2 separate regions of the Homo sapiens genome follow, and region 1 is linked to region 2. The links are chromatin loops, found by intact Hi-C in ENCODE. Cell type or tissue: psoas muscle. All regions are shown on one strand. Region 1 overlaps DCAF6 (DDB1 and CUL4 associated factor 6). Region 2 overlaps DCAF6 (DDB1 and CUL4 associated factor 6).

Region 1 (2,500 bases), 55 kb after region 2:
ACTGTGAAACCCTGTCTCTACTGAAAATACAAAAAAAAAGTTAGTCAGGTGTGGTGGCGGGCACCTGTAGTCCCAACTACTTGGGAGGCTGAGGCAGGAGAATGGCGTGAACCTCGGAGGCGGAACTTGCAGTAAGCCGAGATCTCACCACTGCACTACAGCCTGGGCGACAGAGTGAGACTCCATCTCAAAAAAAAAATGAATGAAATCATGACATATACAGCAACGTGGATGGAACTAGAGGTCATTATCTTAGGTTAAACAAACCAGGCACACAAAGACAAGTATGATGTTCTGACTCATAAGTGTGTTCTAAACAAACGTGTTCACACAGATGCAGAGTGGAATGATACATAATGGAGTGGAAGAATGAGGAGGTGGGAGGATGATGAGAAATTCGTTAATGAGGACAAAGAACGTTATTCAGGTGATGGATACCTTAAAAGCCCTCACTTGACTGCAGCATAATCTATGCATGTAACAAAACTGCATATGTACCCATAAATTTGTACAAATAAAAAGTAAAAATAAATAAAAATATCATCTAAAATAGCATTACAAATATGAAATATTTAAGGATAAACCTAACACCAAAAAATACAAATCACTGCTGAGAGAATCAAAGAATGCTTAATACACGGAGACAAACCAGAACCACAGATGAGAAGATTCATATTGTAAACATGTCAGTTCTCCCTGAAATAATATATAGATTCAACACAAAATCCCAAGTCTTTTTGTAGAAATTGACAAGCTAGTTCTAAAATTTTTATGGAAATAGAAAGGGTTCAGAATAGCCAGGATAACTATAAATTTTTTTAAAAAAGACCAAATTTCGGCCAGGCGCGGTGGCTCACGCCTGTAATCCCAGCACTTTGGTAGGCCAAGGCGGGCAGATCACAAGGTCAGGAGATCGAGACCATCCTGGCTAACGCGGTGAAACCCCATCTCTACTAAAAAAATACAAAAAAATTAGCCGGGCGTGGTGGCGGGTGCCTGTAGTCCCAGCTACTCGGGAGGCTGAGGCAGGAGAATGGTGTGAACCCAGGAGGCGGAGCTTGTAGTGAGCCAAGATCGAGCCACTGCACTCCAGCCTGGGTGACAGAGCAAGACTCTGTCTCAAAAAAAAGACCAAGTTTAAAGTATCACACTAGCTGATTTCAATCCTCGGTATAAAGACATGAAGCTAGATCAATGGAATGTGGCTAGGAAATTGACTTAAACATTTATGGTCAATTGATTTTCAACAAAGGGAAAAAAGTAGTCTTTCCACACACTGTTAGATCAATTGCACATTAATATGCAAAGAAATGAAACTTGACTCTTACAACATATGTAAAACTTAACTCGAAATTGTTCACAGACCTAAATGTAAGAGGTAAAAAGATAAAATCTCCAGGAAAAAAAAAGTAAAAATCTTTGTTACCTTGGATTAGGTAAAGATTCTTAGATAGGACATAAAAAGTATGAACTATAAAAGAACCTGTTAAGAAAAAGACATAAACTGACAGAAAATATTTGTAAAGTACATATCTGATTAAGGACTGTTATATAAAGAATTATAGAATTCTTACAATATTAAAAAGGTAAACCTGAACATTTAACCAGACTATATGGATGACAAAAACAAAAGCCACAAAAGATACTCAACATCATTAACCACTAGAGAAATGCAAATTAAAGGCCAGGCGCAGCGGCTCATGCTTGTAATCCCAGCACTTTGGGAGGCCGAAGCAGGTCAATCACCTGAGGTCAGGAGTTCGAGACCAGCCTGACCAACATGGCAAAACCCCATGTCTACTAAAAATACAACATTAGCTGGGCATGGTGGCGCATGCCCATATCCCAGCTACTTGGCAGGCTGAGGCAGGAGAATCTCTTGAACCCAGCAGGCAGAGGTTGCGGTAAGCCAAGATCATGCCATTGCACTCCAGCCTGGGCGACAAGAGCGAAACTCCGTCTCAAAAACAAAAAAAGAGAAATGCAAATTAAAACAATGATATATTTCTACACGCCTACCATGAAGGCTACAATTAGGAAGACTCACTACACCAAATGCTGATGAGAATGTGGAGCAATTGGAACTCTCATATACTGCTGGTGGGAATGCAGTATGGTAGAATTACTTTGGAAGACAGTCTGGAAGTTTTTTATAAAGTTAAACATACTTACCATACAAGTCAGCAATCCCACAATAGATATCTATTTAAAAGTGTTCGACCCTAGTTATTTTGTCCAAGATGTACATGAAGTTTCACTATTTACATTTTCCCTGTGGAGCCATCAGCAGTGTTTAAAAAAAAATTTTTTTAATCTCCTTCAAGTACTTGGGGAAGCCTGCCCACCTTAAACCTGAAGCAACATTAAATTACAAGAACTACACACCATCTAGAACAATTTTCCAAACCTCAAGCTGAGACTCATTAGTGCGTACTCTACCAGTTCAACACCAACAGTTGTAACAATATGAAAAAAAACAGAATGCATCCCATCTAGTAAG
Region 2 (2,500 bases):
TAAAGCAGCAGCAGGGTTTGAAAGGACTGACTCCAATTTGGAGAAAAGTTCTATTGTGTGTAAGAAGCTATCAAACACCGTTACAAGCTACAAATACATCTTTTATGAAAGGAAGAGTCTATCGATGCAGAAACTTCACTGATGTCTTATTTCAAGAAACTGTCACAGCCCCAACCTTCAGCAACCACCACTCTGATCAGTCAGCAGTGATCAACATTAAGGTAAGCCCCTCCACCAGCAAAAAGAATACAACTTACTGAGGTTCAGATGATTGTTAGCACTTTTTAGCAATGAAGTATTTTTAAATTAAGGTATATACATTGGTTTTTAAGATATAATGCTATTGCACACTTAACAGACTATGGTACAGTATAAACATAACTTTTACATGCACTGGGAAACCAAAAGATCTGTGTGACTTGCTTTAATGCAATATTTACTTTATTGCAATGGTCTAGAACCAAACCTGCAATATCTCCAAGAGAAGCCTGTATATCTGGGAGGAGAAGTATGGCTCATATAATAACTCTAATTTTTTGAGGGTTCCAATTTCTCTACATGTTTGTCAAAACTTGTTATTGTCTGTCTTTTTTATTTTAGTCATCCTAGTGGGTATGAAGTGATATCTCACTGTGGTTGTGATCTGCATTTCCCTGAGGACTAATAACGTTGAGTATCTCCTTATGTACTTATTGCCATTTCTATTATATGTCTTCTCTGGGGAAAAAAAAGTATTATATATTCAAATCCTTTACCTATTTTTAAGTTTGGATATTTGTCTTTTTATTGTTGCACTGTAAGTGTTCCTTATACATTCTGGATACTAAACTGTAACCAGACACATGATCTGCAAAACATTTTCTCCCATCCTGTGGGTCACTCTTTTTATTTTTATTTATTTTTTAAAAACAGCATTCATTGATTTTTTTTTCCTGAAAATTAAACAGGTTTTGATAAAAACTTGGTGACACTTAACAGTGAATTTTCTGATTTCTTCTGGAAACCATACCTAGTAACATGAATAGAAAAAAATCTTTGCATCCTGAGCAAAGGAGACAGAAAAAAAAATCCCCATAAATTCCATATTATGTGTAAGTATGGCTAAAGGCAACTGAGAATAGTAAAATCTACACAGGAAGACGTAAGTGTGTGACAGGGAATAACCAGAACAAAGCTTAATGTGGCAGCTGTGCAAATTCTCAAACAACTAATCACTCCCAAAAGGAGAGGGCTTCATCCTTCATACGAACTATTCTTAAAACAATATAATAGAATCTTGCTTCATGGTTTCAACAGAGAGGAATTTTTATATTACATAGCCAAAGAACTGGTTTTACAACCTCAGCAATTATTTATAGAATAAAATCTTCAAATTAAAAACAATCTCAAATTTGACTTTCTGAGTATGTGAAATAACCTAGGCAAGAATACTGAAAATGGCGTTTCATTCACCAAATATTTTTTGAGCACCTTTTATATGTCAGGTACTATTACAGGTATTGGAAAACAACAATGGACAAAACACACAAAAAATCCCCAATGTCACAGAATTTACAGCCCGATGGAGCAAACAACACATGAAATGAAAAAGCAAAATATACATAGAAAGTTACTGTTATGGAGAGAAATAAAGTAGAAAAGGGGATAGGTAGTATCAGTTAAAGGCCGTGATTTTAAATAGGATGGTGAAGTAGGGCTTCACCAAGAAGGTTACATAAGCAAAGACCTGAAATACACAGGGAAGAAAAAATCCAGGTATCCAGGGAAGAGCATTTCAGGCAGAGTAAATGCAAAATCCTAAAATAGAGTCATGCTTGGCCTGAGTTACTAAGCAAGTAGATGTGGTTAGAGCACAGTAAAGAAGAAAACAGTAGAAGTAATAATTAGGACCAGATAATATAAGATCTTGAAGCCACCATAAGGACTTCAGTTTTGCTTTAGGTCCGACAGGGAGCCACTTAGAATGTTGATGAGAAGAGCGGCATGATTTAACTTATGTTTCTAAGGATCACTTTGAATGCTGTATAGCTATAGGGCTGTAGGAAGTGAAAGCAGGAAGACTGGTTAGAAAGCTAGCAAAATCAACTACAAAGGGGGATAGGTCATGCCAGAGATGCTGATAGCTCGGATCAGGGTGGTAATGCAGCAAGGGTGGTGGTAAGCAGTAGTCAGATCTGGAGTATATTTTTAGGCACAAGCTATGGGGACCAGAAGAAAATGAAAGAATGAATTCAACAAAGAAGCCCAATAATGGGGTAGGGCAGGTGGTAAACTGTCAAAAAGAAGAAAAGAGAGATGATAAAAAGAAAAAAGGATAGAAAAATAAGGGAAAACAGAAAGTACAAAAAAAATTAAGACAAAAGAATGAACCAAAGAAAGAAGGGGGAAAAAAATGAAAGAAATTATTAGAGGCGGTAAGGAAATAGAAAGGCCTCCACAAATTGAGAAAATACAAAAATATTATGGAAACATAAGACAAAATCATACAACAAACTTTTAC

Evidence for each region. A loop is a pair of places that touch in the nucleus more often than their neighbours do. Peaks named below come from ENCODE experiments on the same cell type or tissue, not always from the same donor. Only the 100,000 strongest peaks of a DNase experiment are listed, where the experiment ranks them.
Region 1: it touches region 2 in a loop (2.3-fold over the local background); 10 of 110 quality-filtered maps call a loop at or near these places.

The regions. Positions count from the first base shown.
Region 1 is chr1:167,941,546-167,944,045 of GRCh38, reverse strand. All of the region lies in intron 1 of DCAF6 (DDB1 and CUL4 associated factor 6), which reads right to left. Among named protein-coding and RNA genes, the nearest start is that of MPC2, 5.7 kb to the right of the region's middle. In psoas muscle, no CTCF peak of the experiment used is centred here; no DNase peak of the experiment used is centred here; H3K4me3 peaks cover 697 bases; H3K27ac peaks cover 926 bases.
Region 2 is chr1:167,996,076-167,998,575 of GRCh38, reverse strand. The region is part of intron 7 of DCAF6 (DDB1 and CUL4 associated factor 6); the gene reads right to left. Among named protein-coding and RNA genes, the nearest start is that of MIR1255B2, 1.3 kb to the left of the region's middle. RefSeq lists an enhancer at 2,117-2,176. In psoas muscle, no CTCF peak of the experiment used is centred here; no DNase peak of the experiment used is centred here.